Regions from separate parts of the Homo sapiens genome. Here region 1 is linked to region 2. The links are chromatin loops, found by intact Hi-C in ENCODE. Cell type or tissue: IMR-90. All regions are shown on one strand. Links, peaks and the distances in the headings refer to the core of each region. The heading gives the core; the rest is flanking DNA. Region 1 holds the start of LOC124903537 (a long non-coding RNA gene). Region 2 overlaps ARNT2 (aryl hydrocarbon receptor nuclear translocator 2).

The links. A loop is a pair of places that touch in the nucleus more often than their neighbours do. Peaks named below come from ENCODE experiments on the same cell type or tissue, not always from the same donor. Only the 100,000 strongest peaks of a DNase experiment are listed, where the experiment ranks them.
Region 1: it touches region 2 in a loop (3-fold over the local background); 4 of 110 quality-filtered maps call a loop at or near these places.

What each region holds. Positions count from the first base shown.
Region 1 is chr15:80,479,619-80,491,519 of GRCh38, reverse strand. The region is part of intron 5 of ARNT2 (aryl hydrocarbon receptor nuclear translocator 2); the gene reads right to left. It overlaps LOC124903537 (a long non-coding RNA gene), which reads right to left and starts at 11,575. Exons shown (of 2, transcript XR_007064731.1): 1 at 3,646-11,575; 2 at 1-2,954. RefSeq lists enhancers at 9,797-10,715, 10,716-11,635. In IMR-90, for the core only: no CTCF peak of the experiment used is centred there; DNase peaks (open chromatin) are centred at 6,959, 8,619 and 10,349; H3K4me3 peaks cover 97 bases; H3K27ac peaks cover 7,319 bases.
Region 2 is chr15:80,543,495-80,555,395 of GRCh38, reverse strand. ARNT2 (aryl hydrocarbon receptor nuclear translocator 2) reads right to left here. Exons shown (of 19, transcript NM_014862.4): 9 at 4,121-4,197; 10 at 2,622-2,756; 11 at 257-331. ARNT2-AS3 (ARNT2 antisense RNA 3) reads left to right here. Exons shown (of 3, transcript NR_120363.1): 3 at 1-787. Among named protein-coding and RNA genes, the nearest start is that of ARNT2-AS3, 13 kb to the left of the region's middle. In IMR-90, for the core only: no CTCF peak of the experiment used is centred there; DNase peaks (open chromatin) are centred at 4,325, 4,905 and 6,025; H3K4me3 peaks cover 718 bases; H3K27ac peaks cover 3,991 bases.

The DNA of each region.
Region 1 (11,901 bases), core at 2,569-10,568, 65 kb after region 2:
GATATGGCTTGGCTGTGTCCCCACTCAAATCTCATCTTGAATTCCCACATGTCGTTGAAGGGATCCGGTGGGAGGTAATTGAATCATGGGAGCAGGTCTTTCACGTGCTGTTCTCGTGATAGTGAATAAGTCTCACAAGATCTGATGGTAATAAAAAGGGGTTCCCCACACAAGCACTTCCCTTTTTGCCTGCCACCATCCATGTAAGTCGTGACTTGTTCCTCCTTGCCTTCTGCCATGATTGTGAGGCCTCCCCAGCCATGTGGAACTGTAAGGCCATGAAACCTCTTTTTCTTCCCAGTCTCAGGTATGTCTTTATCAGCAGCGTGAAAACTAACTAATACAATGGCCTTCCTCACTTCCCCAGAGCCACCAATACCTTCCCTGCCCCAGAGCCTTTTCACATGCTATGCTATTCCCATGGCTGGGAAAGTTCTTGACCTCACTCCCCCTACCACCTCACAAATTGCTAATTCCCATTCATGTCCTTCCATTTTCAGCTTTATAGTCATTTCCTCAGAGGCCTTTCCCTGCTCCACTCTCCCCACCACCTCTAACGTGTAAATTAGGGTCCCCTGCCCCTGTCCCATAGCCTCCTGTTCTTTTTCTTTAGAACATGCCACCAATTTGACTCTATATTCATTATATAACTGCCTGTTTGTCCATTTCCTGGGGTAAAGCTCCATGATGCATGGTGACCACAGTTTCATGCATTGCTGCATCTTCCGTTTCTAGTGCAGTGACTTGTGCTGATAACTATCTGTTGACTTAAACTAAGATATGCAATTTGCCTCCCATAAAGAGGTTTCCCCTTCATCTGTGAAGACCTGGTGGCCAAGCCCTAGTTGCTGGCCTCAGTCTTGGGCCAGGCTGTGGGCAGCCCCGAGGGGAGACGGGACTGTGGGGCGGGGTCTGCATCCACATGGAGGGGCTCTTTGCATTGTCAGGTTATTTTGGGTAAACCTCAGCTGCTCTGGTGGCCAGCCTGCAGCCAGCTCCACCAACAGGCTTTCTTCCGTGGGCTTCAGTAGACACTGCGGATGTCCCGCCCAGATACCCTGGATCTCACGCACCAATTTGACTGCTGGGTCCTCTCCTAGCTGCTGCAGGTTCTTCAGCTGATGGCTCACACCTGCATCTTCTCCAGAGCCTTCTCCTTGAAGCCGCCTGGACTGAAGTTATCTAGGAGTTACACCCACCCCTCAAGGCCTGCGACCAGTGACTTATTTGCCTCAAAGAGGGACTGCAAAACCCCACACCCTTGCCTCAAAGAGGGACTGACTCTGTGCAACTTACTCTCCCAGGCTTTGTCCCTGCAGATCAGGTTGAAGCTAGACTCCCCAGAATCACATCTTTGCCTGGCTTCTCTTCTGACCTGTCCTGACCTATCCAGCTTCTCTCTCTCACCACTTTCTCCTGGGAGTGCTTACAAAAGTGTGTGCACGAATCCCTGACTAGGTAGGGACTGAGAATACCTCCCAAGACAAAGCTGCCTACGGTTGGGGGAAAAAAAAAGATGACAAGCATTTACTGAGTACCCAGACCACGCCAGGCACTGTCTTGGGCACCATCCTCACACCAACACTGATGAGGAACTGGAGGCTCAGGGAGGATCCCTGTACCCTGTCCAAGATCACCCAACTGGTCAGCGGGGAAACGAAGACTCAAACCCAGGCAGAAAGTCCATGCTCTTAACCCCCCACCATGGCTGTCGGTGAGTCCACCCATCTGCCAATTCCCAGCCCTAGCAAGCAATGTGGGCTGTGCTAAGACGATGGCAAGGGTTACTGGGGATAACTTCAAACTGAGTACAAGTGCACTGTTCCAGTGTAGAAAGGGCTATCTTCTGAGGTGGCCAGCTCTGCCACTGCAGGTGTTCAAAAAGAAGCCAGTGGCCACTTCACAGGCCTATTATGGAGAGAGCTGTAGAACTGAGAGAAGAGTCAGCCTGTGTGACCCTCATGATGCCGAGCTCTTGTGAGTTCAGGTCCTTAGAACGTGTGCGCTCAGCTCAAGGTTAAAGAGTGGCATTGTAAATAGCTCATTGCAGAGTAATTTATGTCATCACCCAAAAGGAGAAAACTGAAAGCCATCTATCAGATCACTGCCTGAGCAAATGACTGTCCAGGGAGGCTTTGCGTTGGAGTAGAAGAAAAGAATCTACAAAAATAAAGGGAAAACTGGATGCAGATGTTTTCCTCAATTAGCTTCTACTAAAAAAGCAATAAACAGGAAAGATCAGTGCTATACGTGCACTTTTATTTAGCCATGTGGCATGAGTCATGACATTTCAGAGGGAAATGTGTCTGTCTTTGGTGAAGCTAAAGGAAACTATTTTATTTTCTTTATCACACTGGAGTTTTTGCAACAAAGCTATTTTTAACCAAAGTATTACAAAATATGACTATCACGTGAGATGATTACTGAAATCTAAATCATACCAGCAAGAAGCAATGATTCAATTCGTCTTTTCAAACATCCCAAAGTAACTCAAAGTAATTATATCTGCCTAAAAAAATACTACTTCTAGGTTATTTCTGTTGTAGTTTCCTGTTATAGAAGGAAGAAAAAAGTATTTGTCGATTGGCTTCCTGAACATCAAAGTTAGGATAAAAGATACTTCATTAGGAAATCAAGACTCTTTCAAAGAGGACTTAGAATGCTAAGTGCTGCACATTTTTCAGTTGTGTTGATGACTACATTTTTAACATTTTGGTTTTCGGTGGTAGTAAATTAAGAAACTATCTTCCTGAAATTTATCTCCTAGATAAAGGACAAATTAGGTTGTATTATTTTATTTTATTTTATTTATGCGTGGGGTTTGTTGGCAGGGGTCGCATTGGGGAGCAGTAGTTGGTCCACACTGGAATCATCAGGGTAGCTTTTGAAAGACAGATGTCTGAACTTCACTATGGTACAGTCGAGTTCACAGAAATGGAGTGGAGTCCTGGCATCTGAATTTTTAAAAGAATCAACAGAATTCTGATGCACAATGAGATTGAGAACCACTGTTTTAAGAGCTGGGAATTTTAAAAACTTATGTACAAAGCTGTAATAAATGTTCTTCAGGCGTCACTTGGGTATGCCTTGTTTCAAGAAAAGCCATAATACGAAAATGAGAATGTAGGAACTTTAGGAGGTGACTTTTAGCATTACAAAGAAGCACACCAGTGTTACATGGTTAAATCTCTGCATGAATTTAAAGCAAGATTTAGCATTCTCAAGTCGATTCACATACATTTTTGGTGGGATAGAAAATATGTATGTTGAACCACTGAAGAGAACTTTCACCGCCTACTCCCTCTTTATCCAGGACAGAGATGCACTGTTATTGGGAGTTGGGAAAGGCCTGGATCCTGCAGACCACCTCTCCCTGCTTCTCAAACCCAACTTCCTGATTCCCAACAGCCCAGCTCAGGCAGAGGCTGGAGAGCTCCCTCTACTACAGAATCTTGTTTAGAGGGAAGCGGCTTGTTCTCTAATGCCAAAAGGGAGAACCTAGTTGGATGTGTACATAAAATGCACATAAGGTTCACAGTGAGGGCTGTTCTACTTGTATCCCTGGCAGCCTCCCTGATTCCCTGTAAGCCCTGTGCTGGGGAGGCTGTGTCCTCTCCGTTATTTCTCTTACAAAGAAATATTTACCATGCATGGAAAATCCAGTCATTCAGTGACATTACTGGGCAAGCCTCCTCTTCCGGTCTTGCAATGCCCAGGTTGGCTTCTGTTTTAGATCCCTTCCCTAAGAAGTTGTTGCCATGAACAAAGCATGGGAGGTCTGCATACCTAGAAGACAAGGTCCAGAAGACGAAGGAGACTGGTGAGGGGCAGGTGCCCTGGTCTGGTTTCAGGGTCCGATTATAAAGGAAGCTTCTGGAAATGTAGGCACAATGGTCAAGTACCAGCTATCTAAGTCCAACATCTGGAAACTGAGCCCGTACCTTGCAGGCTGTCAGAGCCAGGCCTGAGCGGGCCAGGTGTCAGTCACAGACTATGTCCTGAGCTGGGGGCCAAACTTCTCAACTCCTGGATGTGCATGGCTTGTTCCCCACTCAGACATTCTGGCCCATCTCCCTGCACCCTCTCCTGCATCAGTTCCTGGACTTGACCCCTCCACGCGCCCCATCTGAACCCACCCTCAGTGTGGCGACCTGCCACTGCTCTCAGCAAAAACAGCCCTGACCTCGGCTCTGGATTGTGCCCAGCTCTGCTGCTGTGCGCATGGACAACATGAAGGGGCAGGTCTGACCCAAGGCACGGGGAGGTGGGCAGGACTCAGGCATGAGAGGATGAATCAGGTCAGGACAAAGGCAGGCGAAGAGAGATGGAAGCCCGGGCTCAGGGCTGGGTGGTATGAGAAGCAGGGAGAAGTACAGCAAGGGGCAGCCTGGAGGAATTCAACTGCCTGCCTGGGTCTGCACGGCGACTGAATTCCAAGCCCTGCCATATCAGGGAGGTGTGGAGAGGAAGAGGGGGAAGTGCTGCTCTGTCCCACCTAGGGTAGCTTCAGCCTACTCCAGATGGATGAGTGGTGAGCATCAGTAGCCCCATCTGGAAGGAAATGAAGAGGAATAGAGCAGGAAAGTGAAGCAGAGGAATCGATACAGCAAGGCTCAACCTGTAACCACGTTCACATCTGAATGGGCTCCATGCCTACATGGTGGGGCAAATCAAATCCCACACCACCCACAGCCTAGAAGACCATTCCTAGGGCTGTACCTCTGCTGACTCACTGCATAGGTGATTAGCAATTATAAAAAATTAACACCAGTGAGTATTCCTATCCCCCAGCAGGGCACAATGAGCACATTCTGCATTGCACCCAAGTTGATCTACAAAAATAGGCTTGTGGGTCCAAAGGGATCCATCAGTGAATGCATAAACATCAAAGGAAGCAGTGGATTTTGTGGCTTGACTCAACACGACAAGTCAGGGATGCTGAGGAGGTGCCTCCTGTCCTCCCCGCAGTTAAACTTGCTTCTAGTAGAAGAGATCTGACAATGAGAAGAGGCACCAACGAGGCCACCAATGACCCTGGATATCAGCTTTTTTAAAACACTATTTGGGTAAAGGACTAGAGTGAGTGGATCAACTCCCCTTGTTGGTTTCACTGCCTACATATCTGGTGAAGTTAACCACTTCCCTCCATCTCCACTGTTACAATCTATACTGGGTTTTACAGTGTCTCCAACCACCCCCTGCCCAAAATTCATGTCCACTCAGAACTTGCATATGTGACCTTATTTGGAAAGAAAGTCTTTGTAGATAGAATCAAGTTAAAATGAGGTCATACCAGATTAAGGTGGGCCCTAATCCAACAGACTGGTATTCTTAGAAGAGGGAAATTTGGACCCAGAGACACAAAGGGAAAATGCCACCTTATGATGGAGACAGAGATTGGACCGATGTGTCTACAAGGAATGGCAAGGACTGTCAGCTACCACCAGAGCTAGGAGACAGCCATGGAACAGGTTCTTCCTCACAGCCTCCAGAAATAACTGACCTGGCTGCTGACACCTTGATTTTGGACTTCTGACCTCCAGAACGGCAAGATAACACATTCCCATTGTTTTAAGCTGCCCAGTTTGTAGTAATGTACTACGGCAGCCAGAGGAAACTATACTCCTCCCCAACCCAAGCCTGCATCAGCCCTCGCATAGATAACTCTAGCATCCTCCTAACCTTGAATACCCCAAACCTGTCTGGTTGTCCTATGACATGTTCTCCACTCTGTCACCAGAGTGAGCATCTCACATCTAACATGGTTCATGGGCCTCTACTGGTTAAAATCCTCAGTGGCCTGCAATTGGTCTTGGAGTCAGCATCCCCTCTCCCCACGCTTCACCATCTCCTCACCTGGCTGCCTTCTGCTTCCTTATTAGATCTCACCAGGCATCAGTCACTCACAGGGGCATTCTCCAACCTGCCCAGACATGTCCCATTCTGTATTGTTTGTTCTTGTTGCCCTCCTGGCCTTTTCCTCCACAACACCTACCACAGTGTGTTAGATGTGATTATCTCTTTGGTGTCTCTTTTCCCCACTGAACTGTAAACTCCACAAGAGCCAGGCCACATGGGTTTTATTCATCACTAGATCCCCAGCACTTAGTACAGTGTCTTGCACCAAGTTAGTTAGTACTCACTAAATACATGCTGGATGAATGGATGAATGAATAGAACAAAGAGAAAGAAAAAAGTAAGTGCCTCTTTTCTTCCCTCTCCTCTACCTGAGCCTGCAATGGGGATTCTCAAGCACATGTCACACTTTTGTAAAGGGGCAAAACTAACAAAGATCAGGGCCTACCCATCTTCCCTTGTCAACAGTACCAAAATCCTAAGACACATTTTAGAGAGCTAAGAAGACAAATAAAGCAGGGCAAGATGGAAAGTTTGGGAAACCACTGATCTATAGTAGTGTTTAAATGGAATTTGCAGTTATTAAAACAAATGAATGAACTCTCTACAATTCCCAAACACTATCATTAATACTATCCCATATGTCATTGAATGCCTGCTTCAAAGCAGTTTTGTAGGAGATGCGTTATTGTTTGCATTTACAAGCGAGAAAACTGAGGCTCAGGGAGGTTAAGTCATTCACCCAAGGTAAAGGCCATGGACTGTAACTGTCACCAGGTTCATCTGACTCCAAGTACAGGGATTCTTCCACTCCCCCGCTGCCTCCCTACACCCCTATGCACCGCCCCCCATCCCCACCACCACTCCTCAGCACACACGGCTGGTGGAGCTCACTGTGTGCAGGGAGGCCAGCCTTCCAGCCAGAGTCAGCAACGTGTGCAAAAGCACCACTCTGACTCCTTTATCTGCTGTGACACAAGAGTGATAATGAACCCAACAGCCTGGGCTGGAAATCTGTCCAGATTCATGGAATATCTTTCAACATAAAATATGAGAAAAAAACACAAACAGTTCAGCAGCATCAGCCATGCTATGCATGTAGCGAAGCAAAACAGGCAGGTTGTATAAATATTTAACAACGAGAAAGAACTGAACTGGCTCCAAAGAAACATCTGGGATAACAGATCTAAGGAGGCTGAGGTTTCTAGTGGGAAAGTCACTGTGAAGATACAAAAAACAACCAGCCAGCAATTCTCAGATTTCATTCTCACGTGCATTTATCAAGCACCTCTGGCAACTTACCCCCAAATGCTTTGTTTTTAAGTGTTTACTTACACAACTGGGCAATTTTCAAGGGGCCTAAGTCAAATAAACATGCTTTTCTTGCCATAAAAATGCTTTATTTCTATTTTGAACAACAGAAACTCAATAACAGTGTTAATAGTTGAGTCGAGATCAAATCAAGTTGTTTTTTTTTTTTTGCCACATTTATATATGTTACCTAATATAGCAAGAAATGGACTGCTGAATGTGTTCAGGATTAAGATTCTGGCATTAGTCCAAAGACTAAGTTTGGGCATTCCAAAGAAAATAAGCTATATATTTGAAAGTACAGTTTTTATGAAGTTACCTTCATGACTGACACTTGGAAATGGACCATCTTTTTCCAGAACTGATACCCCAGGGGTGGACTGCATAATTCACAGGACCCCTGTGGGATCAATTATCTGCCTGACATTCTTCCACTGAAGGACTCAACCACATGGCTGAACTCAACAGTCTGTCCTTGCCCTCTTTTGCAAAGTGTCAGGAAGAAGGCCCAGCTGCCTTGGGTAGGCTGAGGCTGCATGTTGACAACTGGCAGCTATTTTCCCAGGCACACACGTTCCAGGAGGTGCACGCTGACTCTTGCAGCATCATGTATAACTGGCTTTCTTCCTGCTCTAGTCTGGGTCCTTCCAGGGTGACAGGATGAGCATGCTACCAGCTCCTCGCTCTCCTGTTCCACAGTGGAGGATGCCGCCTGCTGAACCTGCAAACTTGGTGCGGACCCTGGTGGAGAGCAGAGGATGTATGGGCTTGTGCGGTGAGGTTCCTAAGGCTGCTACACAGGCTGCTCTGCTGCCATACACATTTCCCCTGCCTAGTCAGCCTCTGCCCTAGATAGCAAGCATAGAGGGGACAGCAAACCCCCAGAGCTACACTTCTAGCTGCTCCCCACCAAGGCCTGGTCGCCTGAGAGCTGTACAAACACAAGTAGGGCAGTTGAGTCACTCAGGCAGATCCCATCACTTCATGCCAGTCCCAGATGCCAAAGGATGCCCTCGACCCAGGTTGCTGCAAGCAGCCCCCAGCACAATCACTATTTGCTAAATTCTTTAGTTCAGCAGTTCTCAAACTAAAATGTGCATCGAAGTATATAAGTTCCTCGGGAATCCTATTAAAATGTACATCCTGATTCAGTAGGCCTGGGATGGGAGCTGCAATTCTGCATCTCTAAGAAGCTCCCTGCACTTCATGGATGCAAGTGCAGTGTACCCATGAAACACACTTAACAGATTTTACCAGGGTTTACCTTCCAAGTAAACTCAAATAAACATGTGCATGGAGTTCTATAATAAGACATTTCACAAAGTCATAGATTCCCCAACTTTCTGAGGAGTAAAGCTAAACTCAGAGATCAAAGAGCTTGGCAAAGCCAAGAATAACAGTGGACTCAATCCAGATAACTTGATATGAAGTCCCAGGATGGTTTCACCAAGTCAGTTGTTCTCAAACTTTAACATGCATCACGATGACTTGAAAGGTAGGTGAAAATACAGATCTCTGGGCCTCCAGAGCTTCTGATTCAGTGGGGAAGAATCTGCATTTCTAACAAGTTCACAAGTGATGCTCATGCATCTGGCCTAAGGACTACACTTTGAGAAGTGCTCCACTAGACTACACAGGATCCTAGAGACCCCTGCATCCGAGCCTCAGTCTCAGAGCTTTGATGCCATTCACCACTCATATGCCCAAACCCCACTAAACGCTGTTCTGGCTCCTGGTGCCCCAGGGATATTGGGTCACGCCAAGGCTTTTTTGTCTCTAGATGCCCCAAAGGCAATAAGCTTCTTTGGCATTGACTACGAGCTCTACTTTGTAGCAGCTGTTTGGCCTCAGGTGTGTGGCCCTGAGAACTTCTCAGTAACTTCAAGCCTCATGCTCCTGACCTGTGAAATGGGGCCGATAATCCCCATGCATAGGACCTTGATGAGCCCCAGACAACAAATGGTTCTCAACCCTTCCTGTGCATCAAAATCACCTGGGAAGGTTTAACAAAACGCCAGTGCCCAGCTCCCTTCCCCAATCCTGGGCAAGTGTATTTATCAAATCTACCCAGGTGATTGATGCTAATGTGCAGCTAGGGTTGATATCCACTGAAATAGGTAAACGTGCTAGAAACATGCAAGATGGCCCACTGCGGTGGCTCATGCCTATAATCCTGGCACTTTGGGAGGCTGAGATGGGAGGACTGTTTAAGTCCAGGAGTGTGAGACCAGCCTAGGCAAGATGGCAAGACCTCATCTCTACAAAAAAATTAAAAAATTAGCTGAGTGCAGTGACACCCACCTGTAGTCTCACCTACTTGGGAAGCTGAGGTGGGAGAAATGCTTGGGACCCTCCTAGGCTCAAGAGAGGCTGCAGCAAGCTATGACTGTGCTACTGCACTCGAGCCTGGGTGACAGAGCAAGACCTTGTCTCTACAAAAAAAATTTAAAAATGAGCCAGGCATGATGGTGTACACCTGTAGTCCCAGCTACATGGGAGGATGAGGCTGAAGGACTGCTTGAGGCCAGAAGTTTGAGAACAACCTAGGCAATGTAGTGAGACCCTATATCTAAAAAAGTAAAAGAATTCATTACAGCTATTAATATTTCACTGTTATGGTATTTATTTATTTGTTTATTTGAGACAGGGTCTCGCTCTGTCACCCAGGCTCGAGTGTAGAGGCACAATCATGGCTCACTGCAACCTGGACCTCTTGGGCTCAAGCGATCCTCCCACTTCAGCCTCCTGAGTAGCTGCAGCTACAGGTGCATGACTCCACACCCAGCTAATTTTTTTAAATTTTTTTGTAGAAGTAAGGTCTTGCTATGATACTCCGGCTGGTCTCAAAATCCTGGACACAAGCAGTCCTCCTGCCTTAGCCTCCCAAAGTGCTGGGAGTACAGGTGTGAGCCACCCACCCAGCTGTGATGGTTTAATGAGAAGAATAAATGCAACATGCACCGAGTGTCCCACAGACGTCCTCTCTCCCAGGCAGGGAGACTCTTCAGTGAATGCACCATCTTTAAACTCTCATGGAAATGCAGCCTGATGAAAGGTATATGAGCAGAGCTGCAGAGCTGGCTGAAAATGGCTCCCCGGTGAGCTGTTCTCGTGAGCTGCTATCTGTGCCCAGACCACAGCCTAGCCAAATCCTGTGATCCAAGGCTGAAAATATCTCTGGATTTCCATGAAGCTCTCAGGGAGATAGGAAAGCTTAATCACAGCTGATTGGGACATGTGAATCATGCACAGGAACTTTCCAGCCAGATCCCTTGGGGACCAACCTGGCTCAGGCTCTCTACAAATTATCACAAAGAATCCCGGCTGGAATAGTTGGCAAATGGGGGTCCATTCATTCAACAACAGCTGGGGATTCCTGCATATAGGAGATAGGGGAAGGAGAGGCTGATCGCAAGGTAAGCTGCATCCCACATAACCTTTCTACAGCCATGCAAGGCAGGTATTTGTTGAATGGATGAATAAATGAATAAACTAAGTAGTGGTCAGAGAAAGAAAGAAAGAGGGAAGGAGGAAGGAGGGGAGAGAGAGAGAAGAAAGGAAGCAAAGAAGGCAGGCAGGCAGGCAGGCAGGAAGGATGGGGAGAGGAAGGGAGGGAGGGAGGAATTTGGCCTTTGCTTGCACCCTCTTCTGCTGTTGGACAGCTCTATTTTGAAGCTATTTTCTACACTGAACCAAAATGCTGACCCAATTCTCTGAATGCAGGAAGAGTCCAGCAGAAACAGAGCCATGGAAGTATGATGCAGGGGAAACAGGCCAAATCGACCTTGTCTTGAAGAGTCCGTGGGTTATGCTTGTGCACATCCACTTTCCAGCCAGGACAGCCAGGCGGTCCCCACCCAGGGCAGTGCTTGAGGTCACCCACAAGGCGCCTCCAGTTCTGCTCACCAGGATCAAGGTTCTCCAGAGTTCAACAGCCACAGGAGGGAACCTGGGAAAGGCCACCGGAAGGCACAAAGAATCTGCTCACTCCATGCTCCCTTGGGCGGCCCCTGCTGAGCTGCTTCTGCTGCTCCCTGCTTGCTCTCTGAACCCCACCTCTTGGGCATATCCAGTTACAGTCACAGGCTCTGCTATCACCTGGAATGCCCTGGGCCTCTCCTCAGCTCCTCTCCTTCCCTGCAGAGAGCTGGGGCTTAGGCCACTCAGATATCCAGGATCATTAATTCTGTGGCCCCTCCCTGACACCACTCCCATCTGATCCTGGCACCTCCATGCTCCATCTTCTTCTCAGAATCCTGTAACCCAAACATCCCAGCATTCCTGGTGAGAGGAAAAGGCACTTTCATTCTGCAGAACACTCGTCCTTCCCCATAAGGAGCTCCTCCAATACCACCGAGGCCAGCTCTCCTGAGCCAGCCAGTGCCTGCCTGCCCACTTGTCTCTTCTTTCTTTTAGTGACAGACAGCACCTGATTTCCTCCAAGAGGGAATCTTCTCTTTCTGAATCCAAGTGCCTTGGGTGGTGAGGTAGGTGGACCTCACATCTTAGCTCAGAGTCTCCCTGGCCATCAGGATCAGCCAACAGCAGGGCAGGTAGACCAAAATGAGCCAAGAGAGCCGGGCCCAGGATGTTTGCGGCAACCACTGGAGGAAGGCACCCTGTTTCTGCTGAGCCTTCAGAATAGGTCCTCTTGGGTTTTTCACCAGTCCCCCTCCTCCAATCTGCCTCCATTTCATACATTGGTGGATGAGGCCTTGAACAAAAGAGTAGAAT
Region 2 (11,901 bases), core at 1,236-9,235:
TCTCCAGCCTCTGTGCTCTGCAATGTTTTTCTTCATGACCCTTTAGAGTTCTCCTCCTATTACATAGTACTTATTTACTGATGTGTGTCTGTCTTCCCTACTAGACTGTGAGTGACTTCCTAGCAGGGGCCCTGAGTGAGGCCATAGGTAGGACCTTGCAGCCTGCCTGGCACATAGTAGGACTAATGTCCTGCCAGCCACATCCACAGGTGCCCAGACTATGCATCAGCTTTAAGTGGGTACTGGCAGTATGTACCTGCTGGAAGCTCTCACGCAGATGGCTTTGATCCTCAGGGTGGCAGAATTCCAAAATGTCCTTTCCCAGAAGATCCTAAATAAAAGAGACAAGCTTTAATAATCCCAGATCCATTTGTAATTATTTGTATACTCACTGTGATACAACAGTGTTCATTTCCATCTCCTTTAACTCATCTCCTTTAGCCTGTCCCACCCCAGATTTTTTGAAAAAGTGAGTGCAAAATTTCCCTGGGAGCCGTCAGAGAACTGGCTTCTTGGTATTCACTCTAAGTTCTTCTGGCATGCTCAATATCCATTTCTAATTTTGCTAAGGCACTACATCAGTAGCTTCAGAATGCAATTTTATTTTTGTTTGTCTTGGAGAGGCAAACTGCAATAAACATACTTTAATAACATAAAAAGAAAGCAAAATGATAGCCTGAGGACAGATGTGTTGCTTATGAAAACTGGAATTGTTTAAATGTGGAAATTGTAGCTCTCCTGTGGCTGAAAAAATGAGGTTATCATAAAATAACTGTACTTGTTAAAAGCCTGTTTACTATCTATTTATCATCATTAGTCTATGCTACATTCAAAGGACATAGCATTAGCCCAAAACAAAAGTGTGTTTCACAATGAAACTGATCAGAATAAGATAAACTGTTAACGGATAACTTCAAAAGTGTTGTAGTAAAGTGGTCCAGTTAAAAGTGTATTTTTTAAAATTTATTTTATGTTTTTTATTTTTTGAGATGGAGTTTCACTCTTGTCCCCCAGGCTGGAGTGCAATGGCGCGATCTCAGCTCACTGCAACCTCCGCCTCCTGGGTTCAAGCAATTCTCCTGCCTCAGCCTCCCGAGTAGCTGGGATTACAAGCACCCGCCACCATGCCCAGCTAATTTTTGTATTTTCAGTAGAGACAGGGTTTCACCATGTTGGTCAGGCTGGTCTCTAACTCCTGACCTCAAGTGATCCACCTGCCTTGGCCCCCCAAAGTGCTAGAATTACAGGCATGAGCCACCATGCCTGGCCAGGAAGTGTCTTAAACAGCAAAAGATTTAAACTAACTCATAGATCGCAATCCAAATCAGCAAATGGTCTAAGTGAATGCTGACACTGGCAATGGAGGGGAAGTCCTATCTGTGTGCCAAGGAGCAACTGGATGCCCCTGGGAGGTGCCACTAGATAAATGGGTCTGGCTGCCATCAGAGGTTGGGGTGAATTTGGAAACAAATCAATTTCTCCCTTTATTTCATCCAAGAATCTCGAGGTTTATATGAATCTAGAGATGCAGAATTATATGCAGAGTCCTAATAGTTCTAGTTTGAACTGCTTCTAGTCCTAAAATACACATCATTAAAATACTCATATCTACATATCCCAAACGTAGTTGCTCAGAATAAATATTTTTTCTTTTATAAAAAAGCTTTTTATTTTTAAATAAATTTAAATCTACAGAAAAGTTGATAGTACAATAAACTGCTATATATCCTTTATGTATATTCAATAATTATCAATATGTTATCACATTTGCATTTTTTTCTTCATATATGTGTATATATTCATACATATGCATGTATATACTTAATATACTTAATTTCTTACTGAACCATTTGAAATTGAGTTGTGGACATCATGGTACTTCTCAAAGTATTTTAGCATGTATCTCATAAAAATGAGATTATCTTACAAAACGACAATGTGCTATCATGTGCTATACTAAACCTAAGAAAATCAATAATTATTCAATGACATCACCCAATATTCTGTACATATTAACATTTCAATTGTCTCCTAAATGTCTTTTCTATCAATATGTCTTGAGGCCCAGGACACAATTAAGGCCCTTATGTGGCATATTATTATTTTATCTCTTTGGTCTATTTTAATCTGGGACAACTGCTCCTGCCTTTTTGTTTCTTATGACATTGACTTTTCAAAAAAGAGTCTAGAACACAGACCTAAAGACGTGCCACCTATACAAAAAAAGGTTTCCAAATGCACTTGAGAAACAAGAGGTTAGGCAAAATTAGGTAGGCATCTTTACCAGGATTTGCAGGGTCTTCCACATTAATGAGCTTTGTAATGAATATTAATAAGAGATCCCCTATTAATAGAACATCTTAATTCCAGTTTGTGAAAAATCAACTAGAGAAACATAACAGTGAGGGCAAAGAAGAAAGAGTCCATGTTAAGTGGCACAAGTGTTTACAACGTCTTTTCTTGCCTTGGAAGGATATCTATCGTTCTATCTAGGCAGGGTATATGGGTCTTTATGATGTTTCTCCACATGGCCATTGTGTTGTATCTCAAATGAAGTAAGAATGTTTTAAAAACAATTAAATCTCTAGTCAATTGCCATAGGCTCAAAACTATCTACTCACCTGGGGTTGGTAGCCAATCACACTGATACATCTTGGATCCACAAATGTGATGATTCCATCGGAGTTATGCCGGGATAAGAACTCTGTGGGCACCGACATCCCATTCATGTCCATGCATACAGGAGAGCTGGTCACCTGGGATGGGGAAAATCCACAGTTGAGGTGGTGTTGACAGAGACGAGATGGAGATGGTGACAGAGATGAGAAGAATAATCCATGTGCATTTCACTTCAAAGATCCTTCCATGTCATTTAGTACGATGACCCTAAAGTGTTCAAATATCTATCCCTGGTCACATCTTTAACTGTAACAGTTGGCCACTTTCTTTACATTTCTGAACTTCAGTTGCCTTATCAACCAATGGGAATAATAAAACCTATAATCTCACAGGGCATTTGTGAGCCTTAAAAGGGATATTGCATGTTAAACCTTGGCATTTGCTCAAGTTGGTGCTCAATAAATGTTAATCCCCTTCTCTTCCCCCACCTTCCCTTTACTAAGGATGGCAAACGAGCCTAAGGAACTAGTTAAAATACTTGGAGCATATATATTTGTGAACTGAATTTACCCAAATATTCTTTCTTCACCCATGTGCAAGCAATACCCATACATGGATGAAATTACCTATTCATTTGTCTGAAAATGGTCAGAACTAGGAAACCAGGGATTAGTGTATCTGAACCAGGTCTAGTATGTCTCTCCTCTTCAGCATGGGGAAGACCCTCAATGTCCTAGGGAGAATGAACAGTCCAGTTGAATGAGTGGTTACTGTGTGTGCCAGACATTGAGCAAATTTAACCTTCACACAATAAAAGACACGTTCCCTGGCCTTGAGGAGCTTGCGGGGATGAGCATGCACTCAACTTACTACCTGCAACAGACAGTGAAAGAAGAGTAACTGAGGGTAGAGCTCAGTGCTATGAGAATAGGGAGGAGAGAAGGATTGATTTAGACTAAGATCAGGGAGACATTTTAGTTGGGTCTTGAAAGATGAGCAGATAAGGAGGATAAGGAACATTGAAAGGAGAAGAAGGAGAACAAGGAAATACCAGGCAGAAGAAACAGCCTGTGAACACCCGTAGAGGTGGGGGTTTATAGAAAGGGGAATGGTGCTGTGTGGGAATAAGATGTGAGAGAGGAAGAAGGCAAGGAGATAAAGTTGTAATGATGAGCTTGGACTTCATCCCATAGACTCTGGGGAAACAGTCAAGGGGGTTAAGCAGGGATGTGATGTGAGCAGAACGCAAGTTTGTGGCAACCAGCACAAGCATGGGGGATGAACTGATGCAACCCCTCAATTCAGTAAGAACTCTGCTTACAGCTCACAGTCCCCTTCTCTTCTAGATTTGGCCTCAGCCTTGTCCCACAGAGTGAGACACGAAACCCAACAAATACCAAGAACACAGGTGATCAGAATAGGCAGCCAAACCGACAGTCTTCTGCACTTTGTGGCAATAAGCCTTCATTTAAGATTAAAAAGGCTACGAATTTTTTCTTACCTGGAGTCTCCCAATTGCCACGAGGCAATATTTACTGCCTTGTCCCACATCAGCGTCTTCTTCAGGTATGGTCATTCCTGAAATGGGAAATACCTGTGTCATCAACAATATGCCCAAGGTGAATGGGAAAGAAGAAAAGTGTCCACGATTTTATTTAAGCAATCGAAAATACAGTGAGTGTTGGCCATGCAGGGCTGGGAAGCCAGCCAATGAATTAACCAGTTCCTCACTCAGTTCCTGCTTCTCTCTGCCTGATGTCTTTTGATAATTTTATGGTACATTATCATCTCCATCTGTGGATGATGCAGAGGAAATTAAGGAAGATGAAATGGAAATAGTTATTCTGTACACTTGTACAACTTGGACAAAACATTTATTTAGGATATTTCAGTAAGAAGCCAATATGGGTCTTTCAGCTTATGTAAATATCTCTCTTATCTGCTGACAAAGAATGAAACAAAGACCATCTGAGGCAAAAGAAACACAAGTAAAAACCACTGAAGCTGGTTACTAACTTGTCAGGCAAGGGAGCACAACCAGTGTTTCCCCTTGTAGGGGGAAGTCAGGGTTGTTTAAGGGCTAGAAAGGAGACACTGGTGATGGTTATGCTAAGCACTGAAAACTAGTGCTCCAGATAGAAAGGAACTGGTTAAAACAATCCTCACTCTTCACAGGGGTTAGAAAACAGTCTTCTGTTTGGTCCAATGTGGGTCTGGTATCTGGGGTCCTTCACAGTGCAAGGTTCTTAAACATCTGCAGTTGGTTAGAACTGTCGTAGTGAAAACAAGCATTCCTTTTTGATACCTCATAGGCAAGTGCTGTTAAGTAGAACATTTCCTTTTACACTGCATGACACTTAACGCAAATATTTCCACACTGGGTCGGACCAAGGGTTCACAGTGATAGAGTCACACAAGTACAGTGACAGCCCCTCACTCCAGACATTGATAAGAGCACGTTAAATATCACTATGGTTTTGTGAGCCGGAGAAATGTCACTCTCACTACACTACATTCTGTCTTCTTTCCATCCTTGTTCCATTCACCCTCTGTAGGTGACCAGTCTCTTTCATTTCTGGTTTATCCTTACTGCATTTCTTTTGCACAAATGTGCAGATACATGTACACTTTCTCATGTCCTCTTCTTTCTTCTATGAAGAGCTGTTTACTGTAGACACTCTTGGGCTTTGCTTACTTCACTGAACACTATGTCCTGGAATTCACTCCATATTCATTCATACAGCTCTTCCTCAATTCTTTTTTATAACTGCACACTGCTTCATCTTATTGATGTGCCATGATTTATTCAACCACTAAATACTGGACGTTTAGGTGTTTCCAATATTTTGCAATGAGAAACAATGCTGCAATGAATAACCTTGTGCATATGTGTTTTATTATCATCAGAAGTGCGTTTTCGGAGTGGATCCCTAGAAGTGGGATTGCTGGGTCAAAAGGTAAGTGCATATGTAGTTTTGTTTTGCCAAACTTTCCTCCAGAAGGGTTGCACCAATTTGCATTCCCACCAGGAATGTATAGGAGGTCTGCTTCCCCAGAGTCTTGGCCAACAGAATGTGCTGTCACATTATTTAATGTTTGTCAGTCTGACAGGTGAGAAGTGATTTCTTAGTGTTGTCCTAATTTGCATTTCTCTAATTATGAGTGAGTTTGAACATTACTTTTTATGTTTGAGGATCATTTTTTATATCTTGTTTTTTAGTGAATTGTCTGCTTCTGTCTCTTTCCCATTTTTCTATTTGGATCTTTTGCCTGTCCATTTTTAAGAGTTCCCTGTATTTGGGATATTAAATCCTTGCGGTATATGTTATGAATATGTTCTTCCAGATGGTCCCCTGTCTTTTGACTTTGTGGTGATTTAAAAATTTCAAAAATTTTATGTGGTAAGATTTATCAACCTTTTTTTACCTCTGGAGTCTGAGTCATAGTTAGAAAGCTATTTCTTACACAAAGCTTAAGGAAAAATTCACTCTTGTTTTCCTCTGATACTTTTATGGTTTTATTTTTCACATTTAGATCCCTAATCCATTCAGAGTTATTCTTTTGGGAGTTTTGGGATATTAATCTAATTTTATCTTTCTCTAAATAGCTATCCAGTTGCCCCATCAACATTTTCTTAAATTGCAGTGATTTGAGATGCCAACTTTATCATATAATTTCCATACATGTTTGGGTCTAATTTTGGACTGTCTCTTCTATTGCACTGCCCAATTGTCTATTCAGGCACTAGTACCATACTATTTTAATTATAGAGGCTTTATTGTATGTTTTAATGTCTGGTAGGACTATTCGTTGTATTTTTTCTTGGCTATTCTTGAAGGTATGTTTTTCCACAGGAACTTTGATAGTACCAACTTATCTGACTCCATAAAATAGCTTGATAATATTTTTATTAGGATTGCATTGAATTTGTAAATTAACTTCAGGAGAACTGACATCTCCTGAAGTTACAATGTTGAGTTATCCTCCCAAGAACAAAGGATGTTTTCTCATTTGTTTAAACCTACTTTTGTGTCTTTCAGGACTGTTTTCAAATTTTCCTCATATATACTTGTACTTTGTGTACTCATTAAAATTATTCCTAAGTATTTAATCCTGTTTTTACTATTGTAAATGTGGCTTTCTCTACCATTATAGCCTCTGTTTATTGTTTATGTATATGAAGGCTATTGATTTTCATATATTAACCTGAATTATTTGTTTCCGTTTTATCACTGATTCACTAGGCTTTTCCAGGTGTAATATTATATAATCTGAAAACAGAGACAGTTTTCCTTTTTCTTTGTGCATTCTTTTGCCTCTAATTTCTCTTGTTTAGTTGTATGGGATAATATGTCTATTATAATTGTGAATAGTAGTAGAGATAGTGGGCATTATTGCCTTGTTTCTGATCTTAGTGGAAATGTCTCAGGGCTTTCTCCATTAAATATCACCTTTTGGACTAAGATATAACATGCACGCACACACATTTATCATATTAAGTAATTATCCCTCAATTATTGTTTAGCATTTTTGCAAATCTCTTTAATGCCTTGGTTAATAATGGACAGCTGGATTCTAATATCTGCTCTGCACTCAATCTGCTACAATATGTTGTTTTAGTTGAGGCATATGAAGAAAATATGGCCTCACACAGATATGGAAAAGAGAGAAAAAGGGGAAGCTTTTTCAGAATACTGAGTATATTCTCCTTTGGTATTTTTCCAAATCTTGACAAGTGTTAGTTTCTTAAAGGCTAATTGTAATATAAAATCCAAAACTATATGAATGAATTTTTCATACTGTCATATTGTAATATTCAATACAATATTAAAATAGGCTAGTTTGTCTAACACTTTAGATAGATCTTTTACCCATCACATAATTTTACATACTATGTATTGGTCATTTGGAAAATACTAGTTCACCGTATTATACAGACCTTCTAAATGTTGACACATTGCATTATACAACATTAAAAAAAACTGCACTTGTTAATACCACCATGTATCTCATCAGAAACATCTCTAGATACTGGTCAAAATTATGGTGACAGATACAAGCTTTCCAAAACTCAAATTTTTATTAGAAAATCTGAATTTTACCACTGACAACAAATACTGTCAATTGTTTTCCTTGAAGTGACAAGTTCAATTTTTTTTGAGAAAATATCTGCTAAATACATAAGTTATAATAACCACCATTTGTTTGTTAGTCATTCTTTCAAGCAAAAACTATGTTCCATGGAAAAAACACCTAGTTCAGCTCACAGCCCAAAGGAAGCATACATGCTTTCCCCTGACACAATCCCTGTGCTTTGGTATGCTGCAGAAGTTGCTTTATGCAAGTTTTCCATCCGGGGCTTAATACAACTCATAATTTTTACTGCCTCTTCAGGGACATTCTTAAGTGAAGCCGGCATTTAAACATTTTTAAATTATTTTTTAATTGCAAGTGTGTAGTGATAAAGAATACAATGACCACCAGGACAGCTTGGTATCACTGCTTTGATTCACGCTAAGGCCCAGCAAGTTTACCCACCAATGCTTTTTACGCCATCAGCGCAAATGTTGACACACAGAAAGCAGCAAATAACATCTCAGTGTTATTATGAGAATAGTTTTAACTTTGTGTGCCCTTGAAGACGTTTCAGGGACTCCCAGGGTCCATGGACCACACCTTGATAACTGTTGCTGCTCTATGCATTGCCATTCCCCAGAGTTTTATACCTCATCTTGTCTCTTTTTATATCATTTTTCCATTGCCTCTATTTCTTTCTTTCCGTTTATTGTTTTGTTTTGTTTGGTTTTTTTTTTTGAGATGGAGTTTCACTCTGTCGCCCAGGCTGGAGTGCAATGGCGTGATCTCGGCTCACTGCAACTTCCACCTCCCGAGTTCAAGCGATTCTCCTGCCTCAGCCTCCTGAGTAGCTGGGATTACAGGCGCCTGCCACCGCACATGGCTAATTTTTGTATTTTTAGTAGAGACGGGGTTTCACCATCTTGGCCAGGCTGGTCTTGAACTCCTGGCCTCATGATCCACCTGCCTCAGCCTCCCAAGGTGCTGGGATTATAGGCATGAGCCACCGCGCCCAGCCATTGCCTCTATTTCTAACCATACATTTATGAGACCCAAGACTATGTCTCTAGTCGAGATGTTCCTTTGCAGTTCCAGATCTTGCCTTCACTTACCTACTGAAAATGTCTACCTCAGTCTCACAGGTCTTTCAAAATCGTGCCCAAATCTCTCTACCAAAACATCCTCCTCTTTCTGCTCTCCATGGAAAAGACCACTAGTGACATACATCATTTACATTCTCTCCTTCCATGCTAAGGAACCTTGATTTATTCAGAGCGGCAATGTGCCTGCTCCATTAGAGTTAGAGGTGTTCAACTGACATGGCTCTGGCCTATCAGATGGATGCAGAAGTCATGAGCATGGCTTTTGGGAACACTCCTTTCCATATGAAACATAGATATGACCGGGGAGTGCTAGCAGCCATCTCGAAAGGCAGGAAAGCCAGGGTCACACAATAACGATTGTGGAGTGAAAGCTGAGAGAAGGAGTCCTTGCTTACATCACAGAATCATTGTACTAACTCTAGATTGTCTACCTTTGGATATAAAATAGATTTATTTAAGGCCCTGATATTTGGGATTTTCTGTTATACGCAGCAAAACTCAATCACTTACTGGTATACATTCTAATCTCTATTAGAAGCAGCACTACCAGCAGTAACATCTGTCACTTAATTAGACTGACCAGCAGCCAAACCTACGTCTTACTTGAAAGAAATCCTCCTTTATGAGTGATCATGGTGGAAGACGGTATACTAGCTTCCACTCTGGAAGTCAAAGAAGCTAGATTTTACCTCCCTGTATCCTTCCGGGGTGAAGGGATGGTTCAAATTCATCAGCAGAACAAAGCACAGTGTCCTGAGCAGGCTGCTGCTACTAACAGATATTCCCTGGGCTTCATGCTTCTTTAACCCATGGAAGCTGCCTAGGTTTCTGTTCATTTTCCAAAGCTGGCCCCCTTTGAATGATGGGACTCATTAACATTTATCTAAGAATTCTCTTTTTGCTAATGACATCTAGAGTTGTCTTCTGTTATGTATTAGTGACTGCATATCTCAGGTTAGAAATCTTAGCATCATCCTGCACTATTCCTTCCTCTCACCAGTTGCATATCAATGGACACCAAACCTGTCTGCTTCGACTTCAGTTAGCTCTCCAATCATCTCCTCTCTACCCTGTCGTCTATATCACTCCTAGAAGTTGGCCACACCATTCCTCTGCAGGGAATAAACACAAATCAAAAGTCTTCATTCCAGCACACATGGCTTTTCATGACATTTACCATGTACCTACAGTTCCTCCAAACACCAAATACCAGTCAGGACTCACATGAACAGCACACATGTGCCTTTAAGGATGTCCAGTTTCTTGCCCCTCAGGAATTTAAAGAGCCCTGCCCTCTTTCAAGAGGACCAGGTGATTCTAGAATGATGAGTTGGGCTGGGCAGCAGCACACTCAGCTGACTAAAGAGCTAGCTCTGAAAGCACAGAAATAACTTACAGTAGGAGCCCCAAAGCAATAAGGAAGAAGGTGTTCTCCTGCTCAGTAGATGGACAAGGGTTACTGCCCCAAGGTCTGAGATGAAGGAAGATAGGATTCCACATGGCAATGGAGTTTCAGGGTAGGAGGTGTCCTTAGAAGACACTGAGCCCAACACCCTCATGAGACTTCAATCCCATGTCCATCTATTGCTGCTTGAACTCCTCCAGTGGTGGGGTGGTCACTATAGCCCCAGACAACTCAGTCTATCTATCTCCTTGAAGATTTCGCCTGCTGGTCCTGGACTTGCCCTTAGAGTCATACATTCTTCTGCTGTGTAGCCCTTTAGACAAGTGAAGAATATGACTGAGTTTCTGAGTCTTTTCCGTTCTGGGACAAACATCCTTCCATCATTTAAACTGTTCTTCCTACAAAAATAGTTTGCCTCTCTATATTCTTGTCACATTTCTGAATATGTTTCTGATTGCCTCTATTTCCCTAAAATGTGCCCACAGTACTTTAGGTGTGATCATTACAGAGGCCTTTCACATCCTCTGGTCTGTAAGCCTGGCTTACTGATAATAAATGAAGTGCATTCAGGAAGCAAGGTGTGAGTTATGCTGACAGTTCCCCATAACCAGAGCAACTTTTATTTAGTCGTTGCTTTTTAAATCACAATGGAGTTATGCTTCCAGCCAAGATGAAATAACAGATCAGATTTACCTTCTTGTCAGAAACAAACACACACAAACAAAGAAAAAAACAAAACAAATGCAAGAAATGATGGTTTAGAAGACACTAGATATCAGGCAATGAACAAGAGCAATCCCTGAGAAATGGGTAACAAATACGACAAGCCTGGTGACTGCCCCTAGCTCACAGCCTTAAGAGAGTTTTCAAGCCAGCAACTTAAATTTCACAATGTCTAGCATCAAATAAAAAATTACCAGGCATGAAACAAAGCTGGAAAATACAACCCATAATGAAGGAAAACAGACCAAGCTGCCAAAACATGACGCAGAACTGACACAGATTTTAGAATTAGCAAACAAACACATTAACACAGTTATTATAACTGCATACTAACAGTTAAGTAGAGCTGTGGAAGAAGCAAAAGGACCCAAAGCAAACTTCTGGAGATGAAAGCTACAATGTCTGACATTTTAAAAATGTACTAGATGGGGCTGGGTGTGGTGGCTCACACCTGTAATCCCAGCACTTTGGGAGGCTGAAGTGGGCAGATCACTTGAGGTCAGGAGTTTGAGACCAGCCTGACCAACATGGTGAAACCCCGTTTCTACTAAAAATACAAAAATTAGCCGGGCATGGTGGCACGTGCCTGTAATCCCAGCTACTCAGGAGGCTGAGGCAGGAGAATCACTTGAACGTGGGAGGCGGAGATTGCAGTGAGCCGAGATCAGGCCAATGTACAACAAAGTGAGACTCTGCTCAAAAATAAAGTAAAATAATAAAAAATTAAAATGTACTAGATGGTATTAATTGCATATTAGACAAGGTAGATTAGTAAACTTGACATAACAATAGAAACAATCCAAAATGAAAGATAGAAAGTAATAAAAATGTTCTTTTTCAATAAAATGAGTATCAGTGATCTCATTGGAAAACTTCAAGTGGCCTAATACACTTAAAAGTCTGTGAAGGAGGAGGGAAGGAACATGGAAAAACATTTGAAGAAATAATGGCTGACAATTTTCCAAATTTGATACA